Regions from separate parts of the Homo sapiens genome. Here region 1 is linked to region 2. A link is an interaction called in ENCODE POLR2A ChIA-PET data of the cell type or tissue named here. Cell type or tissue: Caco-2. All regions are shown on one strand. Region 1 overlaps SLC25A25 (solute carrier family 25 member 25). Region 2 holds the start of GOLGA2 (golgin A2).

The links. Peaks named below come from ENCODE experiments on the same cell type or tissue, not always from the same donor. Only the 100,000 strongest peaks of a DNase experiment are listed, where the experiment ranks them.
Region 1: POLR2A ChIA-PET joins it to region 2 with 12 read pairs; 4 of 35 experiments call an interaction of 5 or more read pairs at or near these places.

The regions. Positions count from the first base shown.
Region 1 is chr9:128,075,713-128,083,712 of GRCh38, forward strand. The region is part of intron 1 of SLC25A25 (solute carrier family 25 member 25); the gene reads left to right. Among named protein-coding and RNA genes, the nearest start is that of SLC25A25, 11 kb to the left of the region's middle. In Caco-2, no CTCF peak of the experiment used is centred here; a DNase peak (open chromatin) is centred at 3,519.
Region 2 is chr9:128,275,067-128,283,066 of GRCh38, forward strand. It overlaps GOLGA2 (golgin A2), which reads right to left and starts at 941. Exons shown (of 27, transcript NM_001366244.2): 1 at 827-941. The coding sequence starts at 910. SWI5 (SWI5 homologous recombination repair protein) reads left to right here and starts at 1,210. Exons shown (of 5, transcript NM_001318089.2): 1 at 1,210-1,336; 2 at 1,641-1,689. The coding sequence starts at 1,275. RefSeq lists enhancers at 405-454, 1,315-1,444 and a silencer at 605-714. In Caco-2, no CTCF peak of the experiment used is centred here; DNase peaks (open chromatin) are centred at 325, 1,025, 1,735, 4,415 and 1 weaker place; H3K4me3 peaks cover 2,054 bases.

The DNA.
Region 1 (8,000 bases), 200 kb before region 2:
GTGCACCAGTAATCCCAGCTACTCGGGAGGCTGAGGCAGGAGAATCACTTGAATCCAGGAGGCGGAGGTTGCAGTGAGCCGAGATCGCGCCACTGCACTCCAGCCTGGGTGACAGTGCGAGACTCTGTCTCAAAAAGAAAAAAAACAAAAAAGAGTTATTACTTGTTGAAGTCTCACATCCCCACAAGGGAATGATAGAAACAAATATTTTGCTGGTATTCATTTCTTCATTTCTATTCCAGCTGAGTCTTGAATTCCTGGGCTCAAGCGATCCTCTTATCTCGGCTTCCCAAAGTGCTGGGATTACAGACCTAAGCCACTGTACCCAGCCAACTTTTTATTTTATTTTATTTTATTTTATTATGCCTGTGACACAGCCTCAGGGGTCTTGATGACATGTGCCTGGCAGCCAACTTTTTATTATTTATTTATTATTTGAAACAGAATCTTGTTCTGTCACCCAGGCTGGCGTTCAGTGGTTCAATCACAGCTCACCGCAGCTTTGACCTCCCAGACTCAATCTATCCTCCCACTCAGCCTCCCAGGTAGCTGGGATTACAGGTGTGCACCACCATGCCCAGCTAATTTTTGTATTTTTTGTAGAGACGGGGTTTTCCTATGTTGCTCAGGCTGGTCTCGAACTCCTGAACGCATGTGATCCTCTCGCCTTGGCCTCCCAAAGTGTTAGGATTACAGGCATGAGCCACCACGCCCAGCCTAACTTTTTTTTTATTTTTATTTTTATTTTTATTTTTATTTTTATTTTTTTTTGAGACAGAGTCTCTCTCTCTCGCCCAGGCTGGAGTGCAGTGGCGTGATCTCAGCTCACTACAAGCTCTGCCTCCTGGGTTCACGCCATTCTCCTGCCTCAGCCTCCCCAGTAGTTGGGACTACAGGCGCCCACCACCACGCCCAGCTAATTTTTGTTGTATTTTTTAGTAGAGACAGGTTTTCACCATGTTAGCCAGGATGGTCTCGATCTCCTGACCTCGTGATCCACCCGCCTCAGCCTCCCGAAGTGCTGGGATTACAGGCGTGAGCCACCACACCCGGCCCTAACTTTTTGTTTTTAACCATTAATTATACTAATGCGAATTTGGCAGAACCATAGAATTTAGTCTTGGATGGGTGACGGGCCATCATGGTCACTAGCCAGCCTTCCACCCAACATGGAGATAAGCTCTCCGGAAGCATCCTTCGCAGATGGTCATCCGCCCTTTCTATTGTGAACCTAATTGGAGTCACTGTGAGTTCTCTGTCATGTTAGACTGAAATCTTGTATCTGCTGCTGCCCATTGCCCCATGTGTACCTTCAGGAGCAAGACAGAAAAGTGATCCAAGGGCCCTTTATCTGAAATCTGTGGTCTTATCTTCCTATAATCTCTGCTGCTGCTAAAAACAGGTATCATCATGCACTTCTCAGGTGACGTGCTGTCCATACCTTACAGTTCCCTTAGCTGAGACAATAACCCATGGGGTTTATAGTACAGACTTTCCTCGGAAATGTTACGCTGATTGAAAGAAGCCAGTCGCGGCCGGGCGCGGTGGCTCACGCCTGTAATCCCAGCACTTTGGGAGGCCAAGTCGGGTGGATCACGAGGTCAGGGGATCGATACCACGGTGAAACCCCGTCTCTACTAAAAATACAAAAAAAATTAGCCGGGCGCGGTGGCGGGCGCCTGTGGTCCCAGCAACTCGGGAGGCTGAGGCAGGAGAATGGCGTGAACCCGGGAGGCGGAGCTTGCAGTGAGCCGAGATCGCGCCACTGCACTCCAGCCTGGGCGACAGAGCAAGACTCCGTCTTAAAAAAAAAAAAAGCCAGTCGCAAAGATCATGCACTGTATGATCCATTTAGGTGAAAGTCCAGAATGGAGAAGTCTACAGAGACAGAAAATTGAGTAGTACTTGCCTACCTGGGAGTGGGGTACTGGCGGGTAGAGAGATAGGAAGGTGAGATGAGGTTTCTTTTTGAGGTGTTGGAAATATTCTCAAGTTGACTGGAGTGATGGTTGCACATATCCGTGAAGATACTGAGAACCACTGAACTGTATACTTTAAATGGGTGGCTCATGCCTGTAATCCCAGCACTTTGGGAGGCTGGTCAGGAGTTCGAGACCAGCCTGGCCAACATGTAGAAACCCCAGCTCTACTAAAAATACAAAAATTAGCCGAGCATGGTGGCACACATCTGTAATCCCAGCTACTCGGGAGGCTGAGGCAGGAAAATTGCTTGAACCTGGGAGTTGGAGGTTGCAGTGAACCGAGACTGCGCCACTGCACTCCAGTCTGGTCAACAGAGTGAGACTCTGTCTCAAAAAAAAAAAAAAGGGTGATTTGTATGGTATGAGACCTGGGTTCAAATGTTCCTTCTGCTGCTTGCTAGCTGAGTGACCTTGAACAAATGACTCACCCTCTCCAAGTCTGTTTCCTTATCAGAAACTTGTTGGTATGAGGACCTACTGCATAAGGGGGGTGTGTGGGTTAAATTAGATAAAGCATAGAAAGAGCCCAGGACTGGGTCTGGCACATATTCACCAAGTGACTTCCCCATTGGTTCTTTGAAAATAAGGTGCCCAGAATTGGTCAGAATCACCTATATTTTGCCCCTAGTTTGCTTAGGTGAAAAGCGAAAGGCAAGGGAGGGCAAAGCCTGGGGACATCAGCATTAAAGGGTGTGTGGCACCCAGGGAGACATAGCCCCACCCCAGCAACCTGGAGAGGGAGAAGCTTCCGTGGTGTGGAAGGGGATGTCCGCTGTGGAAAACCTGGGCTCTGTGGACATCAAAATGAGCAAAGAAACAATAAAAAGTTGTAGTAGACTCACTCACTCTATCTACACAAAAAGACGTCTTTGGGGCCCGCATGCTTTCCCTGGACAGAAACCGGACCTCCTCATCTTGCAAGCCTGTTGCCCTCTCAGAAGCCGTGGATCGTCTTTCCTAAGTACAGAGTTGACCTTGAAGTTGTGAAAGTGGAAGCTCAAGTGGAGCTTACTTCAAAGCTTTGGAGATTATCTCACTAACCAGCATTACTTTGCAGAAGTGGGACTAAGGCTCGGAGGCTGGGTTGCTTGGAGGCCAAGCCAGTTCCAGAACCCAGGATTTTGACTCTGCCCCATTTAGCTCAATGCAGTGCCGCCTTCCTTCTTTGACTGTGGACACTTAACTTGCCTTTAAAACTTGGCCACATTTATTTTCATAGTTTATGACATTGACATACCTGTGCATAACTCTGTCTCAGCATTTTAAGGCCCTGGTGGTGCACAGGAAGCCGTGACTAAAATGATAGGTACACTGTTCCTAATACGGGATATAAAAGACTCAACACCACACCTGACAAAAGAAGCTGTTGTCTTAAAGATGCATCTTCCTTTAAAGTAAATGAATAACAAAGGTAGGCCATAAGGAGCTTCTTATCTACTTTAAGCTCTTGGCTGGCTTTTCCAGGAAGTTTGAGGAGATAAATCATGACTCATTTTCTGCAGGGTCAGTGGGGAAACTGGAGAGGTGGCTGTCCCTGTTCCTGCCGGTGCCTGAAGCTTTCAGTGTTGTTCCATCACACTCTGGCTCCATACCTTTCCTCCTGTCCTCCCTCCCTGTTGGCTGGAGTCTAATGTGACACTTCTTCCAAAACACAGAACCGCCTACATTGTGTAAGAAGACTCTCAAAAACCATTGATTGAAATGCTGCTGATGCCAAAAAAAAAAAAAAAAAAAAAAGGGTGGAGAGAGGGTAGTTTAGATCACCAAGAATAAGAACCAACTGGCTGGGCGTTGTGGCTCACGCCTGTAATCCCAGCACTTTGTGAGGCCAAGGCAGGTGGATCACTTGAGGTCAGGAGTTCGAGACCAGCCTGGCCAACTGGCAAAACCTTGTCTCTACTAAAAATACAAAAAAAAAAAAAAAAAAAAAAAATTAGCCGGGCCTGGTGGCGCATGCCTGTAATCCCAGCTACTGGGGAGGCTGAGGTAGGAGAATTGCTTAAAAAACCCAGGAGGGGCCAGGCGCGGTGGCTCACGCCTGTAATCCCAGCACTTTGGGAGGCCGAGGCGGGCGGATCACGAGGTCAAGAGATTGAGACCATCCTGGCCAACATGGTGAAACCCCGTCTCTATTAAAAATACAAAAATTAGCCGGGTATGGTGGTGCACGCCTGTAGTCCCAGCTACTCGGGAGGCTGAGGCAGGAGAATCGCTTGAACCTGGGAAACAGAGGTTGCAGGCAGCCCAGATCGTGCCACTGCTCTCCAGCCTGCTGACAGAGCGAGACTCCCTCTCAAAAAAAAAATTAGCTGGTCCTGGTGGTGCGTGCTTGTAATCCCAGCTACTGGGGAGGCTGAGGCAGGAGAATCGCTTAAAAAAACTCAGGAGGGGCCGGGCATGGTGGCTTATGCCTGTAATCCCAGCACTTTGGGAAGCTGAGGCAGGTGAATCACTTGAACCTGGGAGGTGGAGGTTGCAGTGAGCCGAGATCACGCCACTGCACTCCAGTCGGGGCAACAGAGTGATACCCCATCTAAAAAAAAAAAACAAAAAAACAAAAAAAAAACCCACAAAAAACCCAGGAGGTGGAGGTTGCAGTGAGCTGAGATCGTGCCACTGCACTTCTGCCTGGGTGACAGAGCAAGACTCCATCCCAAAAAAAAAAAAAAAAAAAAAAAAGAACCAACTGTCTGTTAAGTCCTTATCTGTAGAGTAGATAGGACACAGTGGAATGGTCCTGTTGGTTAAAACCAGCTATGGTACACACCTTCATCAACCTTGTTGGGCTTTTTTTTTTTTTTGAGACGGAGTTTTGCTCTCATTGCCCAGGCTGGAGTGCATGGAGGCATGGAGTAGCTGGGATTACAGGCATGCGCCACCGTGCCCGGCTAATTTTTTTTTTGTATTTTTAATAGAGATGAGGTTTCACCATGCTGGCCAGGCTGGTCTCGAACTCCCAACCTCAGGTGATCCACCCACCTCGGCCTCCCAAAGTGCTGGGATTACAGGCGTGAGCCACCACCCCCAGCCATTGTTGGCCTTTTCTATCCCACTTGCCCAAAACCCTGTTGTTGCTTTTGGTTAAGGCCTTTAGATTGAGTTGGAATCCATATAATGTTAGAACTGGAGCGTTTTCAAGGTTGTTCAGTTCACTCCCCACATTTTACAGGCTGGAGAAGTTAAGCAATTTGTCCAGTGTCCTATAAAGGCATTGTAGGGGGGATCTTAGGGAGAAAGACAAGGTTCCTCAGCACCCCTTAGTGATGCATTTATGGACACAGTTAACTTTTTTCCTTTTTTCATTCACGACTTGGGTGTATTTTTTGTTTGCCAGAGTCTCTTCCTCTCTAACCTACAGAAGAAGGAAAAATAGGATCTAAAGGTAGATAGTTCTATAGCTAAAGAATTCCTTTTCTGAATTGTTTAGGAGAGCTGGCTTGGTTTAAACCAGCTATTAGCCGGCATTCATCCAGTTGCCCTCCCACCCTGAACAGCTGTGCTGCGTGTAAGGCAGCCCAGGGAGGGTTTCACCCCCTTGACCTCTCTCCTGCCTGCAGTCCTTGTGCAAAGCAGAGCAAGCAGCTGGTGAGAGTTAAGTTTGTGTTGAGTCAGATCATCTCAGTGTGAGTGCAATCCTGAGATCTGTTTTCAGAAACTAAAAACATTTTATGTTGCTTTAGTAATAAATTTGTTGGTTTGCTTTTTCACGTGGGAGAAGGAAAGGAGAGGATAAGGACAGGGTGGGTACAACAAGTAGGCTCACATGGACGAATTGTGTGGCTCCCACTGGCCAGTGTTGGGTTGCTTCAAAATTTTTTGAACATTTTAGGTGATTGGGTTGTCACATGCTGGCCTCCATACCATATTCACCCCCTGCTCCTTACTCTTGGTGCACATGTCTAATCTAAAGGAGAATCATGCTCTTATAAGAGCAGAAAAAGAAGAGAAATTAGGCCGGGCACGGTGGCTCATGCCTGTACTCCCAGCACTTTGGGAGGCTGAGGTGGGAGGATTGCTTGAGGCCAGGAGTTCGAGACCAGTCTGGGCAACATAGGGAGACCCAATCTCTACAAAAAATTTTAAAAAATTAGCCAGGCATGCCTGTGGTCCCAGCTACTTGGGAGGTTGAGGTGGGAAGATCCCTTGAGCCTGGGAGGTTGAGGCTGCAGTGAGCCATGATCATACCTGCACTCCAGTCTGGGCAGCAGAGCCAGACCCTGTCTCAAAAAAAATAAAGTAGAAATCCCATATTTCCAAGCAGACCCTTGCTTCTGTAGAACTTGACTTGTTACATCTTAAAATCCTACACTTAAGAGTTGGGTAAATTTTGTATGCCTCTAACTTTCTTGTAGAGAAAAGAAAAAGACATCTTTAATATGCATTCACCTTGAACTTGGGACCTCGAAGGGGACTGGCTTTTCACCAGGAGTAAACAGAAGCCATCCACAAGACTGAGGGTTTTCATGCCGGACTTCTCTTTTCCTTCCACAGTTACAGGAGTTTTCTTTAGGGAGTTTTTGTCAAAGCTAGATTTTCCGGTTCTGTTTCCTAAAATGGAAATAGATCATGGATTTCCTTTTTTCATTATTGCAGTTCTGTCATCTGCCATACCTTAGTTTCATTTGTGCCAAATGAGGTGAGTTGTGGCTCCTCTTCATTGTCCAATTGTTGCTGAGTCACATCAGGTGGGCGTTTAAGAGTCCTGCCTTACAGCCTGAAACTCCAGCCGCCCAGCGCAGGCAGCACATAGGAGCTGAGTTTTTCCGTTGGCTGATTGGTTCATTCCAGCGGAGACTGACATTCACCTGCTACAGTCCTGCCTCTGGAATAGCCTGGCACTGCCATATATCAGTATATAAAAGAGAGTCTTCAAACTCTTGACTCCTGTACCACCCAAAAATAATTTTGAAAACAGCATATCCCCTTGCACATTTTGTACATCTGCTTTATTATTTTTATTTTATTTTATTTTAAGACAGTCTCGCTCTTTGCCCAGGCTAGAGTGCAGTGGCGCAATCTTGGCTCACTGCAACCTCCGCCTCCCGGATTCAAGGGATTCTCCTGCCTCAACCTCCCAAGTAGCTAGAATCACCACGCCTGGCTAATTTTTGTATTTTTAGTAGAGATGGGGTTTCACCATGTTGGCCAGGCTGGTCTCAGGTGATCCACCCACCTCCGCCTCCAAAGTGCTGGGATTACAGGTGTGAGACACCACGCCCGGCCTGTACATCTGCTTTACATGTTTTTGTTTGAGGCCGGGCGCAGTGGCTCAGCCTGTAATCCCAGCATTCTGGGAGGCTGAAGCGGGCAGATCACAAGGTCAGGAGTTCAAGACCAGCCTGGCCAACATGGTGAAACTCCATCTCTACTAAAAAATACAAAAATTAGCCGGGCATTGTGGCGGGCGCCTGTAGTCCCAGCTACTCAGGAGGCTGAGGCAGAAGTATTGCTTGAACCCGGGAGGTGGAGGTTGCCGTGAGCCGAGATAGTACCATTGCACTCCAGCCTAGGTGACAGAGTGAGACTCCGTCTCAAAAAAAAAAAATAAATAAATAAAAGTGTTTTTTTTTGTTTGTTTTGGTTTGGGTTCTGGTTTTGGCCAAAATCTTAGAGCTGCATATATGACTCATTTAATTTATGGAAAAGGCCTTTTATATGACCATATTGGCTGTGCCAGTCCTCATCAAATCAATCAGCCTAATCATTCTGACTTTCTGTCAAATAAAATCTCGCTTCATCTGTTAACTTTCTAAAAAGTGTTACTACTCTTCCCTCTCATGGCTTCTGAGTGTTAATATTTCTTTTTTTTTTCTTTTTTCTTTTTTTTTTTTTTGAGATGAAGTCTTGCTCTGTCGCCTAGGCTGGAGTGCAGTGGCGCGATCTCCGCTCACTGCAAGCTCCGCCTCCCGGGCTTACGCCATTCTCCTGCCTCAGCATCCCGAGTAGCTGGGACTACAGGCACCCAACACCACGCCCAGCGAATTTTTTTTTTTTTTTGTATTTTTAGTAAAGATGGGG
Region 2 (8,000 bases):
CCAAACCAATCCCGTTCTCACATTGCCACCCAGAGATACTGCCAATGTTTTCAGTTCACGGGTGAAGTGTAGGCTTTTCACACTGTCAATGTCTATGTTAAGGGTGTAAGGCAGCCTGAAACCTCTCCCTCCTAGGTCCCATAGTCCCCAATCCCCTTCCAGCTGGAAATTTATGCTGTGACCAGAGGAACCAGAAGCGGGATGAGAACACTTAGGGGACTGGGTCCTAAGATCAAAGACTGGTCTCGCGCAACTAATTACGGTTCCGAGGGGGATTGTGACGTCACTACATTCCACTCCTAGGGGGAACATCAGCGCGACGTCCAAGTCGCCGCTCCGCGATGGGGGAGGGGACCGCAGGGCCAGGACCCAGGTCCTTGGAGACCCGAGACCAAAGAACCCCGGGAGGTCCGGTTTGGGGCGGCAGGAGGTGAGGGTCGAGTCTGGAGCGGGGGGCCCCGGGAGTCACGGGCCCAAAGTCACTGGCGAGGGCAGGGGCTGAATTGCTGGGGTCCTAGGTCCTTGGAGACGCCAGCCCAAAGAGCCCAGGGAGGTCGGACTTCGGGGGGCAGGAGGTGAGGGCCGAGTCTGGAGCGGGGAGCCCCGGGAGCACCAGCCCAAAGTCACCCGGGGGCGACTGGCGAGGGCGGGGGCTGGGCGGCTGAGGGGGCGGGGCTGGCTGACAAGACTTTGGTGGAGGGAGCCCGGACGCGCCGTGGGGAGCCCAGCCCGGTGTGCCTCAGGAGTGGCAGAGACTCTGGCCATGGTCCTGCCATCGGAGTGGGGCTGGGGCTGGGTCGGGGGGCCGCGACCCGGTGCACTTTACCTTTTTCTTCGCTGCGGCCAATTTGCTCTGTCGGGTTTCTTCCGACATCGCGGGGCGGGGAGGGAGGCGGGGTTGGGGCCACATCAGCGCGATCCCGGCAACCACTGCGGAAGTCAGTCAGCCACCGCGCAGCTGTGCGACGGAGCCAGAGGAGGCGTAACCAGGGCGATACTGGAGCGCAGAATGGGGGCGTGGCCTCAAAGATCAAAGCCCATTGGTCAATGAGAAATATGAAGCGGAAGGGGGCGTGGCTATGCAGCGGCGTGGCCAGAGGGACCTGTGGCGTCACAACAAAAGCTGCGCACGCAACCGCTGTCCCCGCCCACCTCGGGAGAGGGGCGGGGCCGGCTTTCCTTGGGTGCGCGCGCAGCTTTCTGTGCGCCAGTTCACACTCCGGGTCAGAGTTCCTGGCCCGGTGCACCTGAGAGGTCGCTCTCCGACTCCCGCGCTGGACCCTCTTGCGCCATTGAACCCCCTGATCCGGGGGCCTCGGACCCCAGGGCTCAGGAGGTGGGCGAGGAACGGACTCCACAGTTTCTTTCCTGACTCCTCACAGCCCTGCCCCAGACTCTCCCTTCCCAGAAATCACCTCCAAAGACTCCCATCCAGTGCTCCAGACAACCCCCGTCTCAGAACGCCCCCTTCCTAGAGGGTCTCTACCCTGATCCTGAGAGCGTGTCTGCCCCCTTTCCAGATGGATCCAGTCCCTGGCGCTCCTACTTCCCAACTGCTCCTCCTCCCGCATCCCCACAGTACCCCGTCCTCACAGCGGGCTGTGGGTCCAATCAGACTTTCCCCTCGGATTCCTCTCTAGGACTGAACCAAGACTTACCCGAAGTTGCCGCGGGGCCTTCCGATCCCCTGTGAGTATTTCTTCCCCCACACCCCCTTTCCCATCCTCGACCTTCCCTTGTGCGCTCCCGGCCCCACTCCCCATCCCAACAGCAGCCAATCCCCGCTTGGCCCTCTTCCATATCTTCTCCCAGTCGACTGAGAACCGCCAGGTCATTCCCGAATCCCTCCCCTTCCTTTCCTCATGCCCGCCAGTCTTCAAAGAAGTGTTATCCTGTCCTGTCCTAGGCTAACTCCTCTCCCTCCCCATCCTGTCTCCTGGCTCCTCAGATGCCTTTCACTCCAGTCCAGCACCAGCCATCTCTCCTCCTCGCTCTTTTCACCCCTCACCCAGCCCTGCCTTTAAACAAACCCATAGCTCCCCAGTCAGGAAAATGCTTGGCGTTCACCCTGGCCACTCCTTTCGTTGCTAATAGTCTCTCCTCTTCGCTGGCAAGCCACCCCCAAAACGCAGCCTACTCCTTCTCTCATCCCCCAGATGGAGTTGCCACTACAACTACCACCACTCTTAAGGTAGATCGTGAGGGCCGGGTGCAGTGGCTCACACCTGTAATCCCAGCACTTTGGGAGGCTGAGGCGGGCAGATCATTTGAGGTCAGGAGTTCAAGACCAGCCTGCCCAACATGATGAAACCCTGTCTCTACTAAAAATACAAAAAAATCAGCCGAGCGTGGTGGTGCAGGCCTGTAATCCCAACTACTCAGGAGGCTGAGGCAGGAGAATTGCTTGAACCCGGAAGGTGGAGGTTGCAGTAAGCCGAGATTGCACCACTGCACTCCAGCCTGGACAACAGAGCTAGACAAGTCTCAAAAACAAAAAAGAAGTTAGATCGGGAAAGACTTGGTATTTGTTCATTGATTTAGCAACTGCTGCAATGCAGGTGTATGCCAGATAGCCCCCTGCCCTCCAGGAGCCACAGGCAAAAAAATAATTCCAGGACAAGTATGCACATGGTTCTGAGATGGGGAGCCCAGGCTTGGGCTTGCAAAGAGGGCTCTCCAGAGATGGCAGGGTCAGAGGCAGGGCCTGAAGGGCAACTCACAGTGAGCTCAGATGACGATGACGGGGTGGCAGCCATAGTTTGCCAAAAGCACTGGGCTGATTGAGCTTCTCTCTGCAAGTGGGTTGGTATCCACTGTCTTTGACCATGCGGTAACTCACTGCAGATCATGCCTTTCTCATTCATGCTAATTCATTCCTTCTCTTTTTTTTTTTTTTTTTTTTTTGAGACACAGTCGCACTCTGTCGCCCGGGCTGGAGTGCAATGGTGCGATCTGGGCTCACTGTAACCTCTGCCTCCCAGGCCCAACCCATCCTCTTGCCTCAGCGTCCCAAATAGCTGGAACCACAGTTGTGTGCCATGACGCCTGGCTAATTTTTTTGTATTTTCAGTAGAGACAAATTTTCGCCATGTTGCCCAGGCTGGTCTCAAACTCGTGAGCTCAAAGCAACCTGCCCGCCTCGGCCTCCCAAAGTGCTGGGATTACAGGCATGAGCCACCATGCCCAGCTTCCATTCCTTCCATTTTTAAAAACAACGCTCGACCCGGCACAGTGACTCACGCCTATAATCCCAGCACTTTGGGAGGCTAAGGTGAGTGGATCACCTGAGGTCAGGAGTTTGACCAGTCTGCCCAACATGGTGAAGCCCCATCTCTACTAAAAATACAAAAATTAGCTGAGCATAGTGGTACATGCCTGTAATCCCAGCTACTTGGGAGACTGAGGCAGGAGAATCGCTTGAACCCAGGGGGTGGAGGTTGCAGTGAGCCGAGATCACCCTGCACTCCAGCCTGGGCAACAGAGCGAAACTCCATCTCAAAAAAAAAAAAAAGGAGGCTCTATTGAGCATTGTCCCATCAGCTTACTTTACATGCATCATCTTTCCAGTTCCTTCCAGCAACCTTTGAGAAGACGCTTTACTGTCCCCATGTTGAGGTGAGGCCTGTGAGTTCCAGAGAGATGAATATAGCCAGGACGTGGCAGAGCTGGGGGCTTTAAACTGAGAAACTGAGTTGTTTTTGGTTTTTTTTGTTTTTTTTTATTTGAGACGGAATCTTGCTCTGTCGCCCAGGCTGGAATGCAATGACACGATCTTGGCTCACTGCAACCTCTGCCTCCCAGGTTCAAGTGATTCTCCAGCCTCAGCCTCCCTAGTAGCTGGGATTACAGGTGCCCGCCACCATGCCCGGCTAATTTTTATATTTTTAGTAGAGACGGTTTTGCCATGTTGGCCAGGCTGGTCTCAAACTCCTGACCTCAGTGATCCACCCGCCTCAGCCTCCCAAAGTGCTGGGATTACAGGCATGAGCCACCGTGCCTGGGCTTGAACTGAACTCTTAAGCGGTACCTTGGGCTTGCTCCTCTCTGGGCCTATTTGCAGGAGCACCCTCCTGACCTCTCCTGCCTCTTTTTCTGTGCCCGCTCGGCTGGCTCCTTTGCTTCCTGCCACTCCTGAGGTAAATGTGGGCATTTCTGTAGGATCCAGCCCTACGGGGCTTGGTGGGCGTTCTCCCCATGTGCGGAGACAAGAGATTGTAAGAAATAAAGACACAAGACAAAGAGATAAAGAGAAAACCGCTGGGCCCAGGGGACCACTACCACCAAGACGTGGAGACCGGTAGTGGCCCAGAATGGCTGGGCACGCTGATATTTACTGCATACAAAACAAGGGGGGCAGGGTAAGGAAGGTGAGTCGTCCAAGTGATTGATAAGATCAAGCAAGTCACATGATCGTGGGCCAGTGGGCCCTTCCCTTCTAGGTAGCCAAAGCAGAGAGGGAAGGCAGCATACGTCAGCATTTTCTTCTATGCACTTATCAGAAAGATCAAAGACTTTAAGACTTTCACTGTTTCTTCTACCACTATCTACTATGAACTTCAAAGAGAAACCAGGAGTATGGAAGGAACATAAAAGTGGACAAGGAGCGTGACCATTGAAGCACAGCCCCACAGGGAGGGGTTTAGGCCTCCGGATGACTGCGGGCCGGCCTGGATAATATCCAGCCTCCCACAGGAAGCTGGTGGAGCAGAGTGTTTCCTGACTCCTCCAAGGAAAGGAGACTCCCTTTCACGGTCTGCTAGGTAACGGGTGCCTTCCCAGACACTGGCATTACCGCTTGACCAAGGAGCCCTCAAGCGGCCCTTATGCAGGTGTGACAGAGGGCTCACCTCTTGCCTTCTAGGTCACTTCTCACAATGTTCCTTCAGCACCTGACCCTATACTTGCCGGTTATTCTTAGGTTATATTAGTAGTGCAACAAGGAGTAATATTAAAAGCTAATGATTAATAGTGTTTATACTAATGATTGATAATTGTCCATGATCATCTCTATATCTAATTTGTGTTGTGACTATTCTTATTCTATTTTCTTTATTATACTGAAACAGTTTGTGCCTTCAGTCTCTTGCCTCAGCACCTGGGTAATCCTTTGCCCACACATTTCCGGGTGGCTCTGCTCTCCTCTTGCCATTCTCTTTCTACACACCTGCTCCAAGTTCTGACTCCCACTCCCTCAGCCCACCCCAGTGCCCACAACCCTCCTATCTCTCTCCAGCCCTGACCTTTCTTGGGACACCCAGAGCTGCCTGCAGAATCTTTGCCTTCCCACTTGCCAAGTCTGAAATCACACTCAGCCTCCTAACCAGGACCACAAAACCAACTCCTCCAACTGCCCTTGCATCATCAGAGGAACCCCAAGCTCTTGAAGTGTGCTCTGCCTCTTCTCCTTTCTAATAGCACTACTCATGGTTGCATCTGTTCTTTTTAAAAAAAAAAAAAAAAAAAACAAGAGTCTCGCTCTGCCACCCAGGCTGGAGTGCTGGAGTACAGTGGTGCAATCTCGGCTCACTGCAACCGCTGCCTCCAGGGTTCAAGCGATTCGCCTACCTCAGCCTCCCGACTAGCTGGGACTACAGGCGCCCGCCACCACGCCCAGCTAATTTTTTGTATTTTTAGTAGAGACGGGGTTTCACCATGTTACCCAGGATGGTCTTGATCTCCTGACCTCGTGATCCTCCCGCCTCCGCCTCCCAAAGTGCTGGGATTACAGGCGTGAGCCACCGTGCCCGGTCGCATTTGTTCTTTTTCACACCACTATCCCCTCACTCACCCATTCACACACGTGGAAACCACTTTCATTCCCCCGAACACATGTGCTGTCTCCTGCCTTAAGGCATTCAGATACACATTCACCCCTGGGTATCCACGGAGATTGCTGCCAGGATCCCCATGGAGTAATGACCAGGAAAAAAAGGCTACGTGTTCAATACAGATTCAACCATGCTTTTTTTTTTTTTTTTTTTTTTTTTTTTTGAGAGAGTCTCGCTCTGTCACCCAGGCTGGCGTGCAATGGTGTGATGTTGGCTCACCACAACCTCCACCTCCCAGGTTCAAGGGATTCTCCTGCCTTAGCCTCCCAAGTAGCTGGGACTACAGGTGCGCACCACCATGCCTGGCTAATTTTTGTATTTTCAGTAGAGACAGGGTTTCACTATGTTGGCCAGGCTGGTCTCGAACTACTGACCTCGTTATCTGCCTGCCTTGGCCTCCCAAAGTGCTGGGATTACAGGTGTGAGTCACTGCACCTGGCCAACCATGCTTTTTTTTCATCAGATATTTTCATTGTGAAACCCACTGATACAGAGGGCCAACTCTTTTGTCCCCTCTGTCTGCAATACTTTCTTCCACCTTTCTGCCAAGCTAAAGCCTGCTCATCCTTTAAAATTTAGCTTCCTCGGAGAAGCCTTATCCCCACTTCTGGGTCAGTCCAGTTGCCCTGTTAGACTCTCCCATAGCACACTGTACTTCAACTTCAAAGCATTTTCCAGACTTATAATTCGTTTATTGGTTACTTCATTCATTGATAAATATTAATATTGAGTGTCTACTATGTGCCATGTACTGTTGTAGACACTATGCAATCAGCAGTAAACAAAAGTCCCTTCCCTCATGGAGCTTACACTTCAGTGATGTAAAGCAATGTAAGGCAATGAAAATAATGAAATGCATAACTTGTCGGGTGACGAAAAATGCTATAAAACATCAGGAGGCCAGGTGCGGTGGCTCATGTTTGCAGTCCTAACACTGGGAGGCCAAGGTGTGAGGATTGCTCCAGCCCAGGGTTTGAGAACAAACTGGGTGACATAGCAAGACCCCATCTCTACAAAAAAATAAAATTTTTCAAAAAAATTCGCTGAGTGTGATGGCACATGCCTGTTGTGCTACTCAGGAGGCTAGAGTGGGAGGATTGCTTAAGCCCAGAAAGTTGAGGCTACAGTGAGGTGTGATTGTGCTACCGCACTCCAGCATGGATGACAGAGCGAGACAGACCCCATCTTAAAAGAAAAATTAAATTTAAAAAAGGCCGGGTGCGGTGGCTCACGCCTGTAATCCCAGCACTTTGGGAGGCTGAGGTGGGCGGATCACGATGTCAGGAGCTTGAGACCAGCCTGACCAACATGGTGAAACCTTGTCTCTACTAAAAATGGAAAAATTAGCCGAGTGTGGTGACATGCGCCTGTAATCCCAGCTACTCAGGAGGCTGAGGCAGGAAAATCGCTTGAATCCGGGAGGCGGAGGTTGCAGTGAGCTGAGATTGTGCCACAGCACTCCAGCCTGGGCGACAACGCGAGAACTGTCTCAAAAAAAAAAGAAAAATTAAATTTCAAAAAATATTAAAAATCAGGAAAAAGGGATAGTGAGTGATTGAGATGTTACTGTTGTAGACAGGGCTGTCAGAGAGGGCCTTTCTGATGGGGCGATAGGTAAGTAGAGCTTTAACTGGAAGCATCTGGAGGAAGAACTTCATCGTTGGGCGCTTTCTCTTTGGGGCTAGGCTATGCCTTCTATGAGAGCAGTGGGCTGGGCTTGATGTCTCATTCATTGCTGCGCTCCTGGACCCTTTGTCAGTTCCTGGCAGAGAGTGCTCACTCATTCCTCTGAGTGACTGGTTACAAGCCACTAACCTAAAACCAGGAAGACCGTCTTCCTCGGTCCCTTCTTGTATCATGTGTAGACAGCTCATCCAACATACATTTCCTGAAGATTGGCTGTGTACTAGGCACTGGCCTTCACAGCTTCTACAGGCAGAAAGGGCAAAGATGAAAGCCCCAAGGAAGGGTTTTATCCAATGAGATTATAAACCCAGTGACAGATGGGCATGGTGGCTCACGCCTGTAATCCCAGCACCTGGGGAGGCTGAGGCGGGCAGATCACTTGAGGTCAGGAGTTTGAGACCAGCCTGGCCAACATGGCAAAAACCCTGTCTCTACTAAAAATACAAAAATTAGGCCGGGAGCAGTGGCTCACGCCTGTAATCCCAG